2 separate regions of the Homo sapiens genome follow, and region 2 is linked to region 1. A link is an interaction called in ENCODE POLR2A ChIA-PET data of the cell type or tissue named here. Cell type or tissue: Caco-2. All regions are shown on one strand. Each heading gives the region's core, and the rest is flanking DNA. Links, peaks and the distances in the headings are about the cores only.

Region 1 (4,398 bases), core at 68-4,067:
TTTTTTAACAGAACCCCAACAGCGGTGCTTTCATTTTAGATCCAATTGATGATTAATGGACGGCAGAGTATGTCTTAAGAAAGACAGGTGAAAAATATCAGGTTGCAAAGCAAAGCACGTAAATATACCAAAGCCAGAATTTTTTTTATTTTTGTAAGGGGTAAAAGGCCATGAGTACTATTTTAGGAGTACCAAAAGTTCAAACACTGTAGTTGGAAATGGATAAAACCTCAATACCTTTGAATCTGACACTGAAATTTAGTATTTCTATCTTTTAAGTTCTTTTATCTCAAGGTATATAAAAGTGCTCCAAATAAATATGTCCAAATCTTGGGATTTTCTTTTTTTTTGACATGGAGTTTCACTCTTGTTGCCCAGGCTGGAGTGCAATGGCGTGATCTCGGCTCACCACAACTTCTGCCCCCTGAGTTCAAGCAATTCTCCTGCCTCAGGCTCCCAAGTAGCTGGGATTACAGGCATGCACCACCACGCCCGGCTAATTTTGTATTTGTAGTAGAGACAGGGTTTCTCCATGTTGGTCAGGCTGGTCTCGAACTCCCGACCTCAGGTGATCTGTCTGCCTTGGCCTCCCAAAGTGCTGGGATTACAGGCATGAGCCACCACGTCTGGTGAGCATTAAAAATTTTGTTATAAATTTCAGCATTAAAAAATGTGTTAATGGTTGATCCTAATTTTCTAGTGGGTAGGAGGTTAGCTTTAGTACCTGATTGAAAGAAAACAGCTTGAAAAACAGGAGAGGCTAGCACTAAATTGTTTTATGACTTTGGGCAGGAGACTCAAGAGAAGGAAAATAGAGAGCCCAACAGGTATTGAGCATCTATTATTGCCAAGCACTGTGTTTGCATATATTATTTCCCTGAGTTTTTACAACATTTCCTGTGGGTCGCCATTGTTACACTTTAAAGATGAGGAAATCAAGGCTCTGAGATGTTAACAGACTCTCCCACAATCGCACAGCTAAAGGGTAACAGCACTGGGATTAGAGTCCAGTACTGCCTAACTCCAAAGCCCATGCATATGCTTTCCACCACCCTCAGCTGCTCTTGCCTTGTTTCCTCATCTACAAAACAAGGGAGTTCAGTCAGATAATCTCTGATGCCCCTCAAGTTCTACCTGCATGGCCTTTGTGGTTGGGAGGAGAAAGGGGAATCAGGGCAGGGTCTCCGGCACTGTGCTGAGTGGTCTTCTTCTGAGTGGGAAAGCAATGAAACCACGTGTCTTACTGGTGCTGTACTGACTCCCTGTCCTGTGAAAGAAGGCTGCTGCTGCTGGCAACACTGCAAATGACGATGGGACTCCCAGGCCCACAGCCCTCAAAAGGAAGTGAGTCTTCTCATTCTCCTTTGCAGGGCCACTTTTTATAAATTTACATTTCCAAAACCAAATCCATCAACATTTACTGTTGAGAATTTTATTGTGCCCAACACTGAGTTAAATGGTATTGCAAGGCTCTATATACAATAGCAAGGAAGTATAAGATGTGGTCTGTATTCTCAGGAACTTACAACTAGCTGGGAGAACACAACACACAAAGCAATTTTTGAAGGACACTGTATAATGCAGGACTGAATTGTGTAGTCCAGATGATATGTACTACAGGAGTGCAGAGAAATGGGCGTTCAGTGGGGGCTACAGCACCCGTGAGAACTGGAGCAGAGACAACGTTATTCACCTTGCATTCTTGACTAGTCTTTCTTGGCCTTTTCTGTAATTGTGAAACCCTGGTATGACTCTTTGACATAGTTCAAACATTCTCTGCTTTGCAGGCTGCAGTGATGTCCTTCATATCACGTCATCTTAGTGCCACTTCATCTTTATTGGCATGTGTGGGAGGAACAAAACCCCAGTGGTATGCAAACACCGTCATGGGGACTTGCTTCAAGCCATGGGAAGTTTCACGCAAAGCCAGTTTCTCAGTAGGGCAAATGTTGTGTAAAAGTACAAGAAGTTTGAGAAACTAGTTAAAGGCAAAGCCTGTCACAGCAAGAATGAGATTTGAATGGGGACACTTTCCTGTCTGTGTCAGGGATGGTCTGATGGTCTACTCCCAGCCCCTCACCTTCGGAGCCCCTGTGCTTAAGTACTTCGCTGACAACATGGCCCAGAGGCGAAAGGACCTTGTCCAATGCAGCAGGAACTTCTTATTCCCAAACCCTCTGCCCACCCTCATAGGCCAGTCTTTTGATAAGAGGCTGTAGACCTGAAAAATTATTCTAGAATGTTGGATCTAATAGATTTAATAGTCACTATATATTTACTGCATGTTCTGAAACAAGGCTGGATTGAGGACTGTTTTCATTTGAGCTGAAGACACAAAATGAATATACAGGAAACAGCAGCTAAGTGTACCTGACAGATTAATGGCATCAAGTGCTAAGCCAAGGGTAATTGGTTCAGAAAAATGAGACACTGATAAGTACAGAAGTAATGAGGGAAAGTGTCACCAAGCCAACGTTTAGGAGAGACCTTAAAAAATGGAAAGAATCTGGATTGGCAGGAAAGAGAAATTATGACATTCTAGAAATGATATAGTACCTACTATTTCATGTGATGAATTATAAATTATAATAGGAAACCATTATCAAAGGCAAGAAAAGTGAAAGATATATTCATGGAAAACCAAAGCAGTCAGCCTGTCTGGAGGAAGGGTGGCATAAGAATGTACATAGCAAAAATTAATGGGAAGTTAAGATCATCTGAATAAGATGAATTCATCAACATACTTAGGCTGGGCACGGTGGCTCATGCCTATAATCCCAGCACTTTGGGAGGCTGAAGTGGGTGGATCGCTTGAGCCCAAAAATTCAAGACTAGCCTGAGAAACACAGTGAGACCCTTTCTCTACAAAAATACAAAACAATTTAGCGGGGTGTGAAGGTGTGCGCCTATAGTCCCAGGGAGTATAGTACTTGGGAGGCTGAGGTGGAAGGACAGCTTGATCCTGGGAGGTCGAGGCTGCAAGTGAGCTATGATCACTGCACACCAGTGTCGGTGACAGAGTGAGACACTGTCTCACACAAACAAACTTACCAAACATATATCAAGTGCTGATTACACTAGGTCTCTTGCTGCATAATTATAATAGTTTACACCTATTAAAGCTTACAATGTGCCTTGCACTGTGTTAAAGTGCTTTACATATATTATCTCATTTAATTGTCACGACAGACCTATGAGGTATATGTTACCTCATAGGTAATGTATCCATTTTACAGATGAAACTGATGAAACCCAGAGAGGCTAAGGAACTTGCTTCAGGTCACATAGTTACTGAGTGGGAAAGCCTAGTATTGAACCAAGTAAGTCAGCCCAAACACGGGTTCCGAGCACAATGCTAAACTGTCTCCACAGATATTACTACAATCTCATAAACTTCCCTATGACATAGGTATTATCACCCCAGTTTTGCAAATGGGGATTCAAGGTTTCGAGAGTCAGTGAATTGCCCAAGGTCATTCTGCTGAGTACGGGGCTAGGATTTGAAAGCAGATCCACTAACTCCAAGTCCATTAAACTTCCCATTACAATATAGCCACCTGGCAGAAATATTGTCTAGTATGAGATCAGATTAGAGGAAATTTTGACAGCAAAGAAGAGCAAGAAGTCTATATGAATAGGGAAGAACTTCAGGGTTTTGAATAGACATGATTTGATTAATGAAGGTAGTCTAGGTCTGGCCTCAGTCTTTCACAGGTAATTGAATCAGGGAAAGGGTAGACATGAACAGTAGATGATATTAGAGGAAGTAAGGACCTAGAAATGGGCATAGGAGAGAGGGAATGACAGAAACAAGATCAATATTTGAAGGAAAACCTGATTGTTCTAGGGGCTGAACAGCTGAGAGTGATGAAAGAGGAGATCAAATCAAAGAGGAATTTGCTTCTCTATATCTAAATAACTTCATGGACTATTGACAGGGACTGACAGTTTATATGAGCAGCTGATTTGTGGCAAAAAAAAAAAAAAAAAAAGAAGAAGGTTGTTTTTGGACATGTTGCAATCTGCTTGGCAGAACAATGACCTGCACATTCCAGAGGAAATGGCCAGTAGGCAGTCAGGGAAATGGGATTGGAGCTCAGGTAGAGAGCAGAAGCTGTCAATAGTATCTGACAAATAAGCTCTGCAAGGACCACTGAAGGGGCAGACAAGTCACATCCCAAGAAAAATAGGGTTTTTTTTTAATAATCAGAATGCGCCAGGAGTCAGCAGAGAACCAAAATGCACTATAATGAAAGAGATCAGGCCCAAGGGCAAGCCACAGGTCAAGATAAGTGGTTAGGGACAATGCAGAGATAAAAATTAAAGGGATGCAGCAGCAAATCTGATCTCATCAGTATCAAGGATAAATGACCACAGAATAATTTCCTGTCCTGTTTC
Region 2 (4,398 bases), core at 138-4,137, 83 kb after region 1:
TGATAGCCAATGGTAAGAATAGCAACCATACACTTTCCATATAAGAAATCAGGGCCAGGCGCGGTGGCTCATGCCTGTAATCCGAGCACTTTGGGAGGTCAAGGCGTGCAAATCACGAGGTCAGGAGATCGAGACTATCCTGGCTAACACAGTGAAACCCCGTCTCTACTAAAAATACAAAAGATTAGCCGGGCGTGGTGGCAGGCGCCTGTGGTCCCAGCTACTCGGGAGGCTGAGGCAGGAGAATCGCTTGAACCCGGGAGGCGAAGGTTGCAGTGAGCTGAGATCGCGCCACTGCACTCCAGGCTGGGCGACGGGGTGAGACGCCATCTCAAAAAAAAAAAAAAAAAAAAAAAAAAAGAAATCAGGACATAAGATCTAAAATTAGCATTGTCCTAGAAAATCTGGACTGCACCCTCATACATATAAGATTGAAATCATCTTTTCGCCTTCATGTGTGTAAAACCTATTAAACTTTTTAAAAAACCTGTTAAGATTTAAAGTTTAAAAATAAACTAAAACAGACAATTTCCCCAGACAGAAAACTGTTCTAACTTTTCTGGGATGCCTGTGGCCTGAATAAAACAGGAGTCCACACAGGCACTTTTCCTTAATGCGCATACTTGAAAACCTGTGAACTTCCTTCTGTCTCTTTCTTCCTCTAACAACAAAACTCTGCAAATGAAACTCAAGCTCACCGCTTTAACTAAAGCCCGGAGGCGGGGGGCCCTTCCATCATTTCCTCCAGCTGCTTTACACCCATGAGTCTGTCTGCCCATTTCCCCAGCCCAACCACTTGGAAGCAGAGGATCCCAATGCTCAGAAACAGGACGAGGGAGCCCGAGGAGTTCCTGAGTCTAGATTTCCCCTGCTGGTGGCATAAGTTCTCACTCCACCTAAAATCGCTGCAGTTCTGAATATTCATTCAATAAGCCGAGAAACTGGGCTAGGTATTAAGAAAACAAAGATCGGCCGAGCGCGGTGGCTCACGCCTGTAATCCCAGCACTTTGGGAGGCCGAGGCGGGCGGATCACAAGGTCAGGAGATCGAGACCATCCTGGCTAACACAGTGAAACTCCGTCCAACTAAAAATACAAAAAATTAGCCGGGCATGGTGGTGGGCGCCTGTAGTCCCAGCTATCCGGGAGGCTGAGGCAGGAGAACGGCGTGAACCCGGGAGGCGGAGCTTGCAGTGAGCCGAGCAGCCTGGGGCACAAAGCCAGACTCCGTCTCAAAAAAAAAAAAAAAAAAAAAAAAAAAAAGAAAACAAAGATACGTAAGCAGTGTGCCATATTATAACTCAATTTGATAATAATTATAATTCACTGCTAAGAACAGAACTTTGTACAAGGAGCTAAGTAAGACAAAAATAGGGACCCAGTTTTGCCCGGGTAAGGGGAAGAAAAGGAAAGGCTTCACAGAAGAGGTAAAGTTTGAGCTGGGAGCTTAGAGGATGAATAGGACTTCTTCAGGAAGACAAGTGAATAAAACATTCCAGGGGAGAGAGATAGCATGTGGATTGAATTTTGGGGTCATTTTTCTGGGTTGATCTTTTTTGGGGCCCTTTTCCCCTCAGAAACATAGTTTCCTTCAGACCATGCCTCCCAGAGTATATAGTTTCTAAATGCCCTACAATCAAACTGATCTAAATTTTTCCCCTGGTTACAATGAGAGGTTATATTTGCTGCATTCATGGGCAGAAATGCGGTCAGACAGTGGATAAGAATATTAGCATATCCAGAATGGTTGTGGTACCCTTGCTCATACAGCATCTTGTTAGTCCTTTACTGCAGCATTTTCCAAGTTTGTTTTTCTCTAGCTTAGCAATACAGTAGATTGGAGTCTTCCAGGCAGCCTTAAGAAATATTGATGCCTGAGTCCCAGCTTCAGGGATTTTAATTTAATTGCTCTGGAGTGCAGCCTGGGTGTCGGATGTTTCAAAGTTCCCAGGTGATCCTGAGTGTAGCCAAGATTAAGATCTGTGCTTTAGAAATACCTCCATGTTTCTGTCTTCTCCAATAAACTGTGGACTCCAGTAGGGAGATGGGGATGTTATTCTTTTTCTCCATGCTCTACAGCTTCCACTGAAGTTCTTTACATTAATAATTGCTTATTCGATGTTTACTAAATTGGATCTGTAAGGACAGAGAACTGAAATAAATGACTCTTACTCTATGTGCCTCTGCTAGGAGAATTAAATGCACATAGAAAATCACTATATATTCTCAGAGAGGTGAAACATTGGGGATTATGGTGATAGGGGAAAACATGACTCCTGATAAAAGCAGGGCAGGTGAAACTGAAGCTACCAGGTCAACTGCTATATGAAACAGATATCTCATCTAAGGGAAAGCCAAGGTAATTTAGGTGTCCTCAGACAGGTTCTTGCACTTTCCTCCCAGAAAAAAGTCTGCCATATTATAACTAAATTCTAGGGTCCCAAAGTAAAGTTTCAGAAAGGCCTCCCCTGCTCCATTAATTTAGATAAAAATATATCTTCAAGGGGGTGTTTCTGAAATATAAGATCTGGTTAATTAGTAATTCTGTTCAGAGCCATCCATATGCAGTAATTTTAGCAGTGACAAGAAAGGCTTCTTCACCTCTTTCCTGTTCGACCTATCTCTTCCCAGCCAGTTCTGAGACTACCATTTGACATACTCCCTTGGCTGAGGTATTGAAGGTCCTTATTTATCTCTACCTATATATGATCTAAAAGAGGAATCATTCATTTATCCTATTATCTACTTCTCACCCATCCAAGCTTTAAGATTAATACATGAGTGGGGAAAATGGTAGATGGGTTGTCATAGCACAGAACTGGGGGCCAGGCATGGTGGCTCATACCTGTAACCCTAGCACTTTGGGAGGCTGAGGCGGGCGGATCACCTGAGGTCAGGAGTTCAAGACCAGCCTGGCCAATACGGCAAAACCCCGTCTCTACTAAAAATACATAAATTAGCCAGGCGTGGTGGCATGTGCCTGTAGTCCCAGCTACATGGGAGGCTGAGGCAGGAGAATCGCTTGAACCCGGGAGGCAGAGGTTGCAATGAGCTGAGATCACGCCACTGCACTCCAGCCTGGGTGAGAGTGAGACTCTGCATCTCAATTAGAAAAAAAAAAAAAAAAAGAACTGGGGACTGGTTACCCCTGTAATGATGGGATCCTGGGGCACCTGGGAGGAGAATGTACCCTATCACTTTGCTTTGTAATTTTTATTTTGCATGTTTGTCTCCCCCATTAGGTTATGAGTTCCTTGAGGATAAGGACTATGTCTTTACTTCTATATCCCTGGGGCACATAGCTATTAAAAAAGGTTTAATGAATATATGAATGGGTGGATATGTTAGTAAAAATTATCCAATACTTGAAAATAAGGCAAAAAAGGACATATACTCTTAAGATCTTGCTGGGACATTCTTAAATGGGCCTCTCTCTCTGGGAGAATGTACCTGTGCTTGACTTTGCTATTTAATATTTGACTAGAGCTGAGACATTGTGAAGATATTTATATGTTAACTTGTAGATTTCTTTCTAGCAGAAAATAATAACCCCAAAGGTTATGGACTTACTGCCCTCTAGGACATTAGCCAGTTTAGTGTTTACCTAGCAATCTTATGCTGAAATTCTTTTTAAAAAATGCCTATAAAGATGCATTCTTCAAATGCTCTTGGAACCAGCTTTATTATATCATTGGTTCCTTCGGTATTATGTTAATAAATCTTTAACATATGTTCATTCAATATTTGTAAAAGTCATGATTCTAACTTTTTGAAAATCATACTTTGTTGGATGCAATGGATGGATGAATGACTGGAAGCTAATAAGAGGGAGCGGAGGACCACAGAGAGGAATGGGGCATGGATGACAAACTTTGCTTCACAATTCTGCATCAACTGTTGGATAGGTTTTTTAGTTAGTCTATTTTTTAAGTCTAAAAATACCCTAACAACTAACTTTTTGTCCTCTTGAGATTATAAAGATTCACAAACATTCTCACAAGGTATAAAGACCATTTTTATTTCTTGAGATTTGTTTAAAAATTTAATGTCAAACAAGAATTTTTATAATATTGATTTTTTACATGATTTGGTTGAAAAAAAAAAACAGAAACATTTTCTGTAGAATGGGAAGTATCTGCTGGACCTACATGGATACATATGGGTATTTACTAATGAGCAGTAAGATTACAATCATGACAGTAGTTATAGCATTAATACTACCAAGAGTTAATACTTATTTTTGTGCTTACTATGTGCCAGGCACTTTATATGTGTAACCCCTCAAAGTAGGTAAAATTACTGGCCTTGTTTTACAAATGAAAAAAACTGAAGTTCTTCCCCAAAGTCATACCGTTGGAAAGTGGTCACTCCAAAGCCCTTGCTCTTAACTACCATCAGG

What was found. ChIA-PET counts read pairs that join two places held together with the same protein. Peaks named below come from ENCODE experiments on the same cell type or tissue, not always from the same donor. Only the 100,000 strongest peaks of a DNase experiment are listed, where the experiment ranks them.
Region 2: POLR2A ChIA-PET joins it to region 1 with 5 read pairs; 4 of 35 experiments call an interaction of 5 or more read pairs at or near these places.

Annotation. Positions count from the first base shown.
Region 1 is chr12:12,581,266-12,585,663 of GRCh38, forward strand. All of the region lies in intron 1 of LOC107984486 (a long non-coding RNA gene), which reads right to left. Among named protein-coding and RNA genes, the nearest start is that of DUSP16, 21 kb to the left of the region's middle. RefSeq lists enhancers at 2,178-2,237, 3,792-4,293. In Caco-2, for the core only: no CTCF peak of the experiment used is centred there; DNase peaks (open chromatin) are centred at 1,856 and 4,063.
Region 2 is chr12:12,664,587-12,668,984 of GRCh38, forward strand. The region is part of intron 3 of GPR19 (G protein-coupled receptor 19); the gene reads right to left. Among named protein-coding and RNA genes, the nearest start is that of GPR19, 29 kb to the right of the region's middle. In Caco-2, for the core only: no CTCF peak of the experiment used is centred there; no DNase peak of the experiment used is centred there.